Regions from separate parts of the Homo sapiens genome. Here region 1 is linked to region 2. Evidence: chromatin loops called from intact Hi-C (ENCODE). Cell type or tissue: A673. All regions are shown on one strand.

The links. A loop is a pair of places that touch in the nucleus more often than their neighbours do. Peaks named below come from ENCODE experiments on the same cell type or tissue, not always from the same donor. Only the 100,000 strongest peaks of a DNase experiment are listed, where the experiment ranks them.
Region 1: it touches region 2 in a loop (3-fold over the local background); 1 of 110 quality-filtered maps calls a loop at or near these places.

What each region holds. Positions count from the first base shown.
Region 1 is chr18:4,126,356-4,134,355 of GRCh38, forward strand. The region is part of intron 2 of DLGAP1 (DLG associated protein 1); the gene reads right to left. Among named protein-coding and RNA genes, the nearest start is that of DLGAP1-AS5, 130 kb to the right of the region's middle. RefSeq lists an enhancer at 1-105. In A673, CTCF peaks have their summits at 440 and 4,579 (motif pointing right); DNase peaks (open chromatin) are centred at 536, 4,576 and 4,836; H3K4me3 peaks cover 327 bases; H3K27ac peaks cover 309 bases.
Region 2 is chr18:4,261,289-4,269,288 of GRCh38, forward strand. All of the region lies in intron 1 of DLGAP1 (DLG associated protein 1), which reads right to left. DLGAP1-AS5 (DLGAP1 antisense RNA 5) reads left to right here and starts at 3,314. Exons shown (of 3, transcript NR_036489.1): 1 at 3,314-3,613. In A673, no CTCF peak of the experiment used is centred here; DNase peaks (open chromatin) are centred at 3,413, 3,753 and 4,343; H3K4me3 peaks cover 1,223 bases; H3K27ac peaks cover 4,062 bases.

The sequences.
Region 1 (8,000 bases), 130 kb before region 2:
CTAAGATCACATCTCTCAGGAAAATACAAAGCTTGTTTGCCATCTAGCCCGAATTAACCTGTTCAATATCATGCACAAATGCACAGTTTAAAATACTTGCCCAGCACATTTTTAAACATCTCTATACCTATTTGCTTTATATCGTTGTATAAATGGAGTATGCATACATGTGTGTATGTGTCACATATACACACATACAGGGTAAATATATGTTTATATGCAGGTAGATATATTAGCCCTGCATTTATAGTTCTAAAGAAATGAGAATGCTTTTTTTCTTGGAAGAACCCTTTAGAAATTTATAGGTGCTTAGCATCATAAAATGGCTTTTCCCCTGACCTGCCACAAGTCTGTGGTGCAACCTCACAGCAGCAATCTCATTACTCTAACAGTGGTTACATATGGTGCTTCAAGATTTTTATTTTTAAATCACAGAAACCCAAAAACGTAGATATCAAAGACACTTTTCAAAGGCAACTTCTAAAAAGGATAAAACCTCTTCAGACAGCTGTCCCAGATTAATGAAACCTTTCTCCCTCAAGGGAAATGAGAACATCCTACAGGAAATAGCAAAAGGTGGCATGACAGTATCTCCAGAAGATGAATTTCCTTCACTTCATTTATAGCACTAACCCTTCAGTTCTGCCTTAAGATCAGATTTGCATAATCATATTTTGTATCCCTGATCATTTGGCTTATGACACTGTAATATCAGTTGAAAATTTCCAAGAATAACTATATCATTTCAGAAGAGGAACTGGAAGCAGCCACCAGAGTTGAACCTGTAAGCAAGGTGGCAGTTCTGAACATCAGCAGGAGCTACTATGCATGATTTGAGATTATTCAAAAGCCAGCATGCACCTTCACACCCTTCTCAAAGTAGGGTGTGGTACCGGCTGGCTGAGAAAATAGATTAGCAGTCAATAATACACTTTTAAAAGAATAACTATTTTTCCAAAGGGGAAAAAACATGATTTAGTCTCTTTTTTCCACCCTATCAGGGTATTGACTACTTGCATTTTTTGGTAATCATTAGTCATTTTACTGCAAAAATGAAGAGGTACAAAAATACAATGTAGGAAAGAGAGAAGAGAAAAGAAAAGGAAGATTTCAAATTCAGAAGAATACATCTGGAAGCATTTATTTAGTTGATCCATTGATGAAAGAAAAAAGTCAATTGATTTCACAAGGCAAAATTGGGGCTACTTTACTAGTGTATTTCCCAGCAGTTGACTTGATAATGATTTTTCAAAATAAAATATATTATCTGAAAAACATAACTCAGCATAATTGTAAGAATCATACATTTGCTACAAAATAGAAAAACATACTAAAATACTATTTTATTGCTAATTTGTCATCTAATGTAATGGTGAATTAAGACCTCAGAAAATAAGGCCTGAAACACAGGAAATTTAAAAATATTTGTCCCAGGTATGCCACAAACTGTGTGAAGCTTTCATATGTAATTTCTTGGCTTATTCAATTAAATTATCCAATCACTGTGAAAAGAAACACATGTAAAACATTCATTTTACATGGTTCAACACTATGCAACAGGTTCATGTGTCAAAAGAAATCACTGACTACAATAGTCCACAGTAAGACTGAGCTTTTTCAAAAAGCATTTTGAGTTTGACATAAATCTTGTTTTTTATGGGATATTTCTTCCTTTGTTAGTTACACAATATTTCCCCTCAATAACAGCACTAAGTTCAGTAACAGCATTCTATGTCACTAGAGAAAATCATGGTTGGTCCTTCATATCTGTGGGTTCAACATCCGTGGATACAATCAACTACCAATTAAAAACATTCAGGAAAAAAATTGCATCTGTACTGACCAGATACAGACTTTTTTTTCTTGTTATTATTCTCTAAACAATACAGTATAACAATTACTTACATAAGATTTACATTGTACTATGTACTATAAGTAATCTAGAGATGATTTAAAGTATACCGGGGGGATGTGAGTAGGCTATATGCAAATACTACATCATTTTATACAAGAGACTTGAGCATCTGTGGATTTTGGGATCCAAGGCCATGCTTGTTGCCAATTCCCCTCTGATACCAAGGAATGACTGCATGTATCTCCTGCAACTGCTGATTCCACACGTGAAAATGTGATTATATTACTTGACATTTATGTGTCACTTTTTGTTTTCTAAATGCTTTACAATTTCCTATGGGATTCAAATGAGCAGAAAAGAAAGCCCCCAGTACACAGGAAGGCATGAACCATGGAAACATCTCCAACTGCTAAGTTCCTACAGAGAGACACGGGTCCTTACAAAGTAATACTGGCCTGAAGAAGCAGGACCAAGGAGCATGCTATCAGCGAGGATCCAAGTTAATACCCCAGACCTCCAAGGCTGGACCACATTTACCAATGGAGAGAAAAATACATGCCCAAGATGAGAGTGAACGACAGAAGCCAACACAAGATCTCCTGACTTTCCATATGACATTTTGCATCACTGAAGATTACGCTACTCTGAAGACCTTGACTGAACAACTAACTGCTGGTAAACACCGGCATTTTTTTTTTAACTTGTAGTTTTCCTGAAATGCCTGGAAATTTTCCTTCTAAAGGTTGTGCTCAGTATTCGAGAATAAGTTAAGGCTAAGTTCATAACAATAACAAAGGCTATAGAGTGAACAGAAGTTTTTTTGGTTTGGTAAGGAAGGGAGGGGCAAGGGGCATTTGCAGTCAAAGGCCATCTATAAGTACAATTGTATTATTTACACCTAATTATTAAAATCATAATAGAGGGGCTACCGAAATGTGACAGCTAAATTAGTGCTCACTGCATGAAGCACAAGAAAATAAAAGAATCCTTTTGATAAATTCCACAGAGAGAAAAACTAACGTAATGATATTTGGCAATGAAGACGGGTAGCACCTTTAAAGATTAAGAGAAACCCATAAGGAGCTTCCAATTTCCAATCTAAATTCAAGTATTACACACACATATAATAGTTTGGGCAAGCATATGGCTGTCCGGACTACACTATGGTAATGCAGTATCTCAGCATTGTCTTTTCATTAAAAATTGTATTGGGCCACATCAGGCAGCTCCTCTATCTTTCCTTCATCATGAAGGAGAGGGTGGGAAATCGTGGTGCGTCATAGAATGAAACTTGTCAGAAGCACTGGTTCATCATCCTCACAGGCCAATCTGCTTTCTTGTAGATATGTGCTTTTCTAAGACTACAAGGAACACTGCGACTTTTCCTGAGGCTTTGGGTTACTGGAAGATGAGGAAGGATAAATGTGAAGTTGTGGACTGTTTTAAATTCCACCTGACCATTCTGCTTTCCTGAGCAACCTACCCACGCCAATTTAGTACTGGCTTTCTTCAGAGCATTAGGACAATGGGATTCTGTCTACAGCTGTGCCATGAACGGACTCTGATTCCTTAGGCAAAGAATCTCTTCTTGCTAAAATAGTTAATTTGAAGGAATAACAGGAATATATAAAATAATGTCTCAAAGTGTTTTGGTCACCTGGTAAAGAACTAGATTTCACATGAATGCAACATAATCAGTACTATCCTTAGCTATTGATGACATATCTAAATGGGACATTCTGGGCATTGTCCGGAGCATGCTGAACAGAAGCATTATATTTTCTTAGAAAAACTTAATGGTGCCCTCATTTGACCAGCTTTTCACCATGTCCAAACCTTCCAGAACATTGTGATTTAAATGATCATAGTCTGTTCAATTTCACTGCAAGAACATCATTACATGTTTTATTATAAGAACATTAAATATTTTCCTTCCGTGTTGGTTTTTCAAGCTGTTCTTGTTCTAGAGTAAAAGTTTCATGTACTCTAACAAAACCTTTTCAGTTATACAGACAGGTAACTATCTCCTATTTCCCAAATTTTCAGAATGAGTAAATTCCAGAGGCACTGATGATACCAATATACTCATATTACCTCAAGTGAAGAAAGAAAGGAACACACGAACACAGATAGTACCTGGAATAGTGATTATTTAATAGTAAGTGATGGATTAGTAAGTGAATGTGTAAGTGACATCAGCAAAATTGAGTGAAGATCCCAGTGACATCTAGATGTGATTAGAAACTCTTACCATTTCAACACTTGTAAGTTCAGGACATTCATTTATTTTATATTTATTTATTGAATCACTTGTCATTTATGTGCCACTTTCTGTTTTCTAAATGCTTTACAATATTAGAATCTAGGAAGACAGTGGTGAGGAAGACAGATTCAGTCCTTGTTCTTGTGAAGTTTACATTCCAGTAGAAGGGGCAGGACCACACCCTCCCATCGCACACACATACACACAGAACATGAACACGGACCACAAGAGAGCGGCACATTGCGACTAATGTCAGGGTCATCACAGAGAAAGAGCCGAGGGAGCCGTTACAGGTAAGGGAAGGCTGTTCTGAGAAGGTGACATTTTGGCAAAGATCTTTTAATGGAGGACAGAGGAGGCAGGAAAACAACCAGAGAATGCCTAGCAAGAAGTTGGCCTGTTGCAAAAACTGTGAGAAAATCATCCACTCTGATTGGCGAGGATGTGGCCAGCAGGGGGAATTGCAGGAAAATATGACAAGGATTTACCCAAGAAGGGACTATTTGCATATAATTGTATTAAAAAAACCAGAGCCATAAACACATGTAATATTGATAAACAATGTCTTTTATGATCACAAACAGCATTACAGTGTCTTTTTTTTCAGAAATATATTATGCAACTATTTATATCCCAAGATAACTGCAGACATTCAGACATTCACAGAAAGAAACAAAGACCGTTATTGTCTCCAGTTTATGAGCTTCAGGAAAAAAACGTGGGCGTGTGTGTGTGTGTGCGTGCAAGCACGTGTAAGAGAGAGAGCAAGAACAGTTAATTACTAAACATTAGAAGAAAGTCAAACCATGTGTGGGCTCATGTCATTCAGGCCATCACAATCATTTTATTCCACATGACAAATGGAATAAGAAATAGTGATATTTAAAAGTAAAACATGCGAAGAACTGTAATACTTTAAAGCACAGGTTAGAAAGCTTTTTCTCAAAGGGCCAGAGAGTAAATGGCTCTAAGGGCCATACTTCCTCTGTTGCCAGTACCCTACTTGGCTTTTCTAGAACAAAAGCAGCCACAGACAATACATAAGAGAACAGGTGTGGCTGTGTCTCAGTAAAGCTTTATTTACAGTAACAGGAGATGGGCCAGATTTGATCCACGAGATGAGGTCCGCTGACTCCTGCTTTAGAGGACTAGAGGACAATGCTCAATAATATCTAGAAGAATCACTCCAAAATATCAAGCCAATTTCTCAAACGTGGGCAAGAGAAAGAGCCAGGAAAGGGTGACAAGAAACTGCTGGATTGGATTAGCTAGAGGTTATCGTATTTTACTAGCCATAGGCACAAATTTAAGTGATAGCGTAAAGAAATCTATAACTGTTTCTATTGACTGTGCAAATGTTAAAAGAACATTGTCAAAGATCTTATTTTTAAAATGTTGTATGAATGCTTCTGGCATGAGGTACGCAGCTGGCACAGATGATTCCAAAGTTCCCATCCAACTCTAAAATTCTAAGTTTCCAAAATTTAAATTATAATACAATTACTAGTATCTGGCAGAATTTCAAAAGCGGTTGAAATGGTGTTTTATGACTTTTTTTTTTCCTGGCTTAACATTTTTGTAAATTCTAGAATGCTAATTCTTGAAGCTTGGCAGCTAAAACAATAATTGACTATTTCCTAGTCACTTTGCAATTGGTTTCTTTTAATTGAGGATGAATTGGTACAGCATGTAAAATCTGAAAACTAAAAATGGATGCTTTAGACAATTCATTCTTTTCACTGAAATGATTCAACCATACTAAGCCATATATCTACTTTTATATATCATTTAGTGAAGACCCTGACTAAGCACTCACATTGTATAATCACTAAGTACACATTCATTGACCATCTATTACAGGGTAAATTCATGATTGGCCTATATTAGGGCATAAAACGCTTATTAATTGAGTGAATGAACATAAACTCTAAACTATGGTGTCTATGGGTTCAAATTATAGCTCTGCCACTTTCTAGCTGTGTGACCCTAGGGGAAATTACTTAACCTTTCTGTGTCTTTCTTGGTCATTGGTAAAATGGGGAGAAAATAATACCTATATTATAAGGTATTGTGAGAATAAAAGTTGACAACCCTATTTCCACCTGCACTTTCATTCTGCCAGGTACAATAGTTGTCTAACATATAAGCATCATATCATCCTACAAAAGAAATGGTCTTCCAAGAGAGCCTGGTGTCCTGCTGATTTCTGGCAAAAGAGTTCCCACTTAAAATTCTACTCTAAAGTATCGTATTCAAAATGAAAAGAGGAAAACAACAGAAAATGAAAATCTGTTAAAGGAATCAAGTAATTTCATTTGCTGCGTGCCATACATGTTGCTGGGTATTACGAAAGCTTCAAAAGCATAATTCCTGTTATCCAGGAGCTTTAATAAAATAAAACATACTAACAGGTAAAGGTAATTAAATGTACTTGTTACACATTTATTGAGCATTTGCAAGTTACCAGCATTGGTAATGCAAGGATACTTCAGATACAATCTAGAGAGGCAAGTCACATCAACTCTGTGAGACTTACTTTCTTCATCTTTGAAATGGGGGTAGAACTGTTTCAGCAAGATTTTGTGAGAATCACTGCACAACGGGCTGCAACATGACAGGCTTGCAACACCCTAAGCGCTTTGAGTAGAGGCTGCATGAGTGTGGAGGAGAGACTCAGCCTCCCCCAGGAAGGTGACAATAGAGAAGTGCCTTGAAGGAGGTTTGGGAGACAGAGAAATCCAGTAAGAACATGCCATGAGGAGAGCACAGCACATGCTAAGTCAAGGGCTTCCAACAGGGCTCATGAGTGCCAACGATTCACTGCCCCAACACCAGAGGTACAAGGGTTGCCTCAGATTCAAGTCCATCTAATCCATTCACCATTTGCCTATCAGAACTATTTAGTAAAATAAAATCTGATCATGTGCCTGTTTCTCCAGTCCCTGCTTAAAAGCCTTGAATAAATGTTGGTCCATTGGGTGAAATTAATGGGATCTTTTACAACCCTGATCCTAATTTACCCAGCTTTATCTCCTGGAGTCTGGTCACCATCGTCTCTTTTATACATGGCCACAGGAAGTATTATGCCACAGTGGCTAAGGGCTCTGGTTTTGGAGTTAGACACACTTTTCTACTTAGTTGCTTGGGTGAGTTATTCAGACTCTCTAGAGATCAATTTGCTCATTTGCAAAGTGTAAAATGGGTTATAGGAATTAAATGAAATAGCACACTTAGCATAGTGTCTGGTACGGAAGGATTCAACAAATACTATTAAAAACATGTCAGAAACAGTATTTTGGGCTTGCTTGCAAAATGGAATTTTGGAGTGAAGTTCGTGGGTGAGGCACTAACAGTGAGGTCCTGCGTGAGGATGGTGGCTGGTCGAGAGGATGTTAGGAAGGCAGGGATTTAAAAGGACTTGGGGAAAAACAACCAAGACCTAGTGAGAGGCTGGACAAGTAGAGGAGAAAGAATAAATCGAGGATGACCCAAAGATTTTGACATTGAGATAATAGTGGTCCTAAAAAAAAAAGGAGAAGTCAGGTAGGTGAGATGGGATGATTGAATTTATAATTTCATGATGCATAATTATACAAATTTATAAAATAGATGCCATATTCAAAAGATAGAAATTTCTAGATTTAAAATTATGACATTACCATGTTAACGAAATTTCCTAGTCTGAATCCTGTTAACATTATTAATACTTTTAGCCTTCATGCCAAGAAACACCCGTGTTCTCCTGTCTCTCTTTGCATCCTCCCCAGCTAATTCCTTCTTCTCCTGCCCCCTAAAGAACAGCCTTCCCTGGATTTCAAGCCACAATCCTTCTCTTTTTCTATTAACTGCCTCCCTGGGGCGGGAGGTTGGGGGGACTTGGTT
Region 2 (8,000 bases):
CATGAAGTGATCACACGCAGCACTCACAGCCTCCAGTGACCTGGCTTCCCCCATCCTCTAGCCCTGCTCCTCTGCTCCCACTTTTACTCTATCTTCTAGCATTATGGAGCCCCTTAGATTTTCCTCATATGCTGCTGTGTCTCCATGCTATTTTGCTACTATTCTTCCCCTTGAAGTGCCCTTTTACCTCTGCTTTTCTTCTTCATGGGATAAATCATCCTCATGTTTAAGACTCAGCTCAAACTTATCTACTCTAGAAAACATTTTGTGACCCCCCTTCGTCCCTATTCCACCTCTCTGTCCCATCCAATGCCCCTCCTCTGGAATCCTGTAGCATCTTATACATATATATTTTTAGCATATAGTGAATTAAAATGATCTGTGTATGACTGTCTTCCGTAGCTGGTGAACTGCTAAGCAGAGATTCTATCTGATAGTGGCTGTGAAAAGACATCTGATGAAATGGGCTCGATGTTCCTCATGCTAAAAGGTAAATGAACTTCCTTAATCACAAATGTATATACTAAGTGCCTACTGAGTGCCAAGCAGTAAAGCTCAGTGAGCTAGACAATACCAGAAGGAAAGAAAAAGTGAACAGGAACTCATTTAAAAATGAAACAACTTTCTAATAACCATATTTGTCTAAAGATGGAAAAGAATACCTGGTAATAAAGTATGTTAACCATCATTGATAGTGCAAGGAGTACTATATAAAAATGATTTCATGATTGGGAGGCTATATTAGATCGTTAGGTACTTTCTAAGATTTCTTCCAATCCTAACATTCTATAGTCTCAACTACTTATTCCCCATTTCAAAGGTGAAGGAGATCCATTTTCATCTTTAAATGACACATCCATAGCCATGTAGTTCTACATGTAATTAAAACCAAAGCTATTCAAAGAAAGCTTTTGCTGCAGAGAAGCAGGATACAGCCAGACACAAACTGCAAAAATGTGAGCTAGTACTTAGCACTTCTTCTATCTAATTCCCTTAATTAAGAAAGTAAAAGGAATTCCCGGGCAGTCCCTGTGTAGGTGTGTGTGTGTGCACAGTGTGTGTGCATGCAGGGATGCTGTGCATATCTGTCTAAGTGGGTTATATTATCAGAAATAACTGAGGAGAAGACACTGAACCCTTACAGTGTGCCCTTGCACCGTCAGGAATCAGTGGCCACACTGCGGGACAAATAAAACAAATGAATGCATTTTGTACTACATGACACTAAATTAAATGATTGTTAGCATTTAATTACTTGCAAGGAAATAGGAATAAAACTGGTCATTGTTCAAATGACTCCTGATCCTGTGTCTAGACATGAAAAGCAATAGATTTTAAAATCCTCAGGGACACAGCAACATCCAGGTGCTACGTGGGCAACACAGCAGAGTGCCAGTGGGCACACTCTCTGTACCCAGACTCCCTGGGTTTGAACCACCCTCAGTAATCCCTAGTTATGTGTCCCTGGCAAATTTACTCAATTTCAGCATGCCTCTGTTTCCATATCTGTAAAATGGATGTAATATTACTTATGTCATAGAATTGAGAGAGGAGGATTAAATGAGATCACCCCTGTAAAGCACTAAGAACAGAGGTGTAACATGGTAAGTATTCACAATATTGCCTTCTATTATTATTATTATTATTTTATTATTTTTTTTTTGAGACGAAGTCTCACTCTGTCACTAGGCTAGAGTGCAGTGGTGTGATTTCGGCTCAGTGTAATCTCTGCCTCCCGTGTTCAAGCGATTCTCCTGCCTCAAGCCTCCGGAGTAGCTGGGACTACAGGCACGTGCCACCACGTCCAGCTAATTTTTGTATTTTTAGTAGAGATGGGGTTTCTTCATGTTGGCCAGGATGGTCTCAATCTCTTGACCTCGTGATCTGCCCATCTCGGCCTCTCAAAGTGTTGGGATTACAGGTGTGAGGCACCGTACCGGGCCTGCCTTCTATTATTATACCAGGACGCATTTTCATACTGAGTGGTTCTGCAACTATCAATACAAAGTAAAATAATATTACTGACTAGAAAACTAACAGAGTAGGTATCTTTCCGTATTGCTTTTAATTACCAAAAATGCCCATATATGAGATTTAAAAAATTCTTCCATTCATTTAAATGAATTCTTATTAAAATTTGTTTGAAGTGATATTTTAAAATAATTTTTAAGTAAATATTAAATAAAATGCATAATTTAAGAAATACAAAAAGACTTTATGAATAGTCCTAAAATCTGATCTACTACCAAATATGGCCAAAGAGGATAAAGAAAATTCTAGATGAAAAATACTTCCATTAAATGTTTAAGTTGAATAAAGGCAAGGCCTATGTCCTCCTCCTCACTTTATCTTGGTAATTGGTGCCCAGAACTTCAATATTTAAAAGAAAAATAAATGGATAAATGTGCAATTAATCAATTCTGGTTCATTTCAGCATATCCTATGGAAGGGCAGTTGCCATCAAATTCAATAGGTGCTCTTTGTACATCATCTTTGTATTTTTTTAATGTGTTTTTTCTTTTAGATAGATTTCAGTTACTTCAGAACATTAAACTACATGAATGAGAAGATATGATTTATAAACATTTTCTCTCAAAATGAATGACTCCCTACTCATTAAAAATAATTTGGTTAATATTGGCTCAACTATTATGATAACGAAAGCAAATAGTCTTTCTGAAGTCAACATTTCTTTAAGCATCACATATGAAGATATTTTCCCACAACTTCTCATAAATATAAATAAGTCATATGTGCTTTGTTAAATTACGTTCTGTAGGACCAGGGTTGGTGAGGCAAAATCAATTATAAAATGGAAAATTCATAAAGTCCATCCAGGAGCTTCCTGTATTTTTAGGAAAAGGATGTTGAGATTTCTTGGAGCCACAGAAATCCTTGTATATTGAACTAAAAATAGAGAGGGAAAGAGAAGATGTGGAAAGTGCATCCATTTGCTCTAAACATTCCAAGGCAATCATTTGCTTTTCTCATCTCCATCCTCTTCCTCTAAGCCAGCAGATGTATGTGCTAGCTTGGCTCCCACACTGAACTCACATTTTGAGATCCACATCCGGTCAGAGGAACAAAGTTCAATGTCATTGTTCTCTGGTAAGTATTGTGTAAGATTTTCTCTTAATCCTTGATGATCTGTCAGTAGCTAGATTCCTGCCCTTGCATCAATAACTACTTCATAAGACTCATTCTTCACCTTCACTGACCTTCAACTCTACACTCTACCTCTGCCTCACCCTTGGTTCCCACTCTGCACTTCCTCCCAGGCAGTCTGCCACCTGGCTTCTCTAACTCCTGCCTTGAGCCAAATCCCGACAGGACTTGTTACTTTCACTTGCTCTTTTTTCCTCCCATTTTAGCAGCCAAGGATGGGAATTACACAGCGAAATGCAGGCTAATCAGCTAAATCTAGATTAAATATGCTAGTCCTTGGGGACCTTGAGCTGAATTAATGGAAACCGAGGTTTTTAATGTTCCAGACTAATTTTGGAAGCTCACTTCCAGCAGAGGCAAACTTGAGGCTGTCCAAAGGGAGCAGATGGCAAGGCTTTCTCCAGGTGCACCAACCTTTGAAACAGCCCTCGGCAAAACCATGAGGAAGGTAGGAAGATTGGAATCTTTGAATCTTACCTTTGAATTTCCTTTTGTGCTTTTCACTTGCTTTCCAGTGCTCCCCTGCCTAGCCAAAACATACCCACCTAGAACTTCTCAGGCTCCCCTTCCTTTCTCTGTGCATCAGACAAAATTCTTTCTCTCAAATAATGACAGATTTCCGGTAAATCTTAATCATATTAATGTAATTTTTCCTTCCTTCCTTCCTTCCTTCCTTCCTTTCCTCCCTCCCTCCCATCCTCTCTTCCTCCCTTCTTTCTCTCTTTCTTTCTTTTTGACGGAGTCTCCCTCTGTCACCCAGGCTGGAGTGCAGTGGCACGATCTCGGCTCACTGCAAGCTTCACCTCCCAGGTTCACGCCATTCTCCTGCCTCAGCCTCTGGAATAGCTGGGACTGCAGGCGACCACCACCACACCTGGCTAATTTTTTTGTATTTTTAGTAGAGACCGGGTTTCACTGTGTTAGCCATGATGGTCTCAACCTCCTGACCTTGTGATCCTCCTGCCTCGGCCCCCCAAAGTGCTGGGATTACAGGTGTGAGCCACTGCACCCAGCCCCTTCCTTCCTTCCTTCCTTTCCTTTCCTTTTTCTTTGTTTCTTCTTTTTCTTTCTTTCCTTCCTTCCTTCCCTCCCCTTCCTTCCTTCCTTCCTTTCCTTTCCTTTTTCTTTGTTTCTTCTTTTGCTTTCTTTCCTTCCTTCCTTCCCTCCCTCCCCTTCCCTCCCTCCCCTTCCCTCCCTCCCTCCCTCCCTCCCTTCCTTCCTTCCTTCCTTCCTTCCTTCCTTCCTTCCCTCCTCTCTTCAGTGTCTCACTGTTGCTCAGGCTGCACTGCAATGGTGCACTCATGTCTCACTGCAGCCTTGACCTCCCCGGCTCAACTGATCTTCCTGCCTCCGCCTTCTCAGTAGCTGGGACCACAGGTGTGTGCCATCATACCTGGCTACTTTTTTTGTTTTTTGGAGAGATAGGGTTTCCCTATGCTGCCCAGGCTGGTCTTGAACTCCTTGGCTCAAGCGATCCTCCCTCCTCAGACTCCAGAAGTGCTAGGATTACAGGCATCACCCACCATGCCCAACTATTAATATAATTAACACTGAATAGTTCAGTATGAGGAACTCTCTTAAGATATTTTGCTCTTATAGTGTGTTTATTAATCTCAGTGATATAATGGAATTTGAAATTTGTAGGATACACAAAAGATCATTTTGACCATGGAGTTACTTTTCATTTAGCTGATTTTTCAAAATAAATTATATTGAATAAAACTACCCATTAGCCAACCAACCTCCATCACTTCTTCTTGCAGGCCCTTTATAAGTAGCTCTACACTCCATCCAACTATACAGCCCTCAAGCTGGGAAAGAATGTAAATTTGAGTTTGCCACAGATAAAGCATGAATAGATTCCACTAATCACTTGCTTGGATGATAAAAATACAATGCCACAGACTAGAGAGCACAGAAAATCACTATAATGGCAATTTGGGCATAAATGCTTATCCTAAGAACTGGAGAACTCCTAGTGGGCTAAATCATTTTTGAAGGCCTCGCTAGATCAACGGGGAGCACAGAGCATAGGTATCTTCAGAGCTGACTGGGGAGGACCTTTGCTTCTTTATTTGTCTGTTCACTTTTTTCTTTATTTCCCTGATTAGCAGGCAACAAGAGGAGATCAAGAAAGTAAAAATAATTATTTCAATTGCTCTTTCATACTTCCAGCAAATTTCTATCTAAAGACAGCAGACAGCACAAGTTTCTCCAGGTGCACCAGTTGCTGGAAAGTCAAAACTAAAAGCTCAATGATATTTGGGTAAATTTCAGATGATTACATACATCCATGTCTTATGACAACAATGATCAAAAATCAACTGCATTCTGGGCAAACAAGCTGTCTGTGATTTTTTTAAAATGATTTTTGAAATCAGCATATGGGCTATATGTATAATTTTTAGTAACTCATTAGATAACATTTACAAGCAAATAAAAGACTCCAAGTGTAATCTTTATATAAATTTGGCATTTTGATCAAGTCTGATATCCATACACTCATCTCAGGTGCTGAGTTTACTAATGTGCTCACCCACCCACTGATAGCTGCCTTAGTTGAACAACTCTTACCTTACTCTTTTGCAACTATTTGCCTTTTCTTTTTCTTCTGCCTGACTTTTTATTAGGTTTGTGTATTGGTTTGGGACATTTTATGACAATAGCTTATCACAAACACAATATCCTGATGAGACTGAAGACCAATATTTGTTTCTATCACTGTAATGAGTGTGTGTGTGTGTGTATCTATCTACCTATCTAATGAGCCTAATATTACAGTCAACTGCTGTCTTAATACTGTGATTAATGCTATGTCTTACCTGCCCACCTGTGCACCTAATCTTTACAACTTCTAATTTGTGGCAGAGATAAATGGACTATCAATGGGAAACTACAAAGATTACTTGCTATTGCTCCTTCCCTTGCAGAAACATTTTGTTGCCCTACAAATTACTTTGGTTAAACTCTACAGTTACATTGTCTGGTTATAAAATGCTTAATGGGAAGTTTCTCCCCACCTCCATTTGTTTTAACAAACACAAGAATTAGAAGATATGTGAGTAATCATAAAATCTCATCTTGCACCCAAAGGAAATATTCCTGTCAGATGGTATATTACTTATCTACAGCTGCATACAAAATTACTCCAAAACTTAGCAATTTAAAACAACACACATTTATTATCTCACCCAATTTGAGGTTTGGGATTGTGGGAGCAGTTTAGTTGGGTGGTTCTGGCTCAGGATCGCACATGAGGCTGCAGTGAAGCTGTCAGCTGGGGCTGCAGTCATCTGACAACTAGGCTGTGGCACAAGGATCCACTTCTACAAGCTGTTGACAAGAGGCTTCACTTCCTCACTGCGTAGGTCTCTCCACAGGGCCACTCACAACATGGCAGCCGGCTTCCCTGAGTGAGTGATCCATGGGAGTGAGAGAGATTGACCAAAATATACGATGCAGTGCCTTTTACAACCAAATCTTGGAAGGGACATACTATCACTTCTGCCATATTCTATTGGTCACATATCATTACTGAAATTCCGGACAAGATCACACAAAGGTGTGAATACCAACCAGGAGAGGGTGGTGAGCAGAGGCCATCTTGGAGGCTGGCTGTCATAGATGTTTGTTCAGTTTCTGACAGGATGGTTACTACCTCAGGTGGCAGCCTATTCCATCTCTGCACAATTAAAACTGTTAGACCAGCTCTTCTCAGACAGGCCAAAATTTAACTTCATTAGAGATGAGGGGAAAGAAACAAGTACAATTCCCTTGATGTTGATGGCTTATATATTCTTGTAGTTATTGGAATATGAACATTTCAAATTGACTGCTATTTTTGGAAATTTCAAAAAGGAATAAACAGTATTTTTTAATAATTTTATTCTACAGTGTAGTTAAATAGAAAGTATGCCGGGGAAGAAAAAAATAGTGAATAAAAGAGAAAGGGAGATTATGAATATAGACAGACTGGAGTGAATACCTATTTGATGCTGAAATAGGTATTAGGATAATATTTATCCCACAACTCTTGCCACACCGGCTGTAATTTATCTCTCCTCTCTTCTCTCCTTATAGTACCAGATTAATTTTCTATTTTCTAGTTTTAACAGCAGGGTTTGTGGGTTACAGCCATTCTAATATCTTGTAACTACAATTTCATTTATGTAATTTGCAGCAAAATATGGCAGAATTGTTAGGTTTCTATAAGAATTATTTTACATATTAAATATAGAAACTATTATTTTGGGAAGAAATAATTATTGAACTTGAAATACTCCATAAATACATATTCTTACTTCAAAGATAATAGATTTCATGTCTGCTTCTTGCTTGAAAACATATAAAAACCAATGGACTAAAATCAATGTATTTAATAACTTTTACATCGGTCCAGTACCAATTTTAAGAAATTACACAATACAGAGATCAGTAAAGAATAAGATCCACCATATAAATAATAATAATTTTGAAGAGTTCTTTTATTCAGTATTGTGTTATATATAATGTTTTTCTTGCTTAGCTATTAGCAGTTTTTTGGACATAATTTGAACAAAGCCAAAATGTAAATGTCAGATTGATGGATTATTAAAAATTGGCAAATCAGAGTAGTCCCAGTTAATATTAACTCTTATAATATCAAGAAATCCCTTTTAAAGGATTAAATAAATCCATTGCTACTTACTGAATTTCTCCCATATTGCAGTAAGATATAGTAAATGTATCCAACAAACGCCAGCCTGATCTTTCCATATATCTACTTAATTTTCATGTAATATTGACTACAATGTTGACTCCCTGAAAGTATAAATAATTTCTCTTTGGAAAACTAT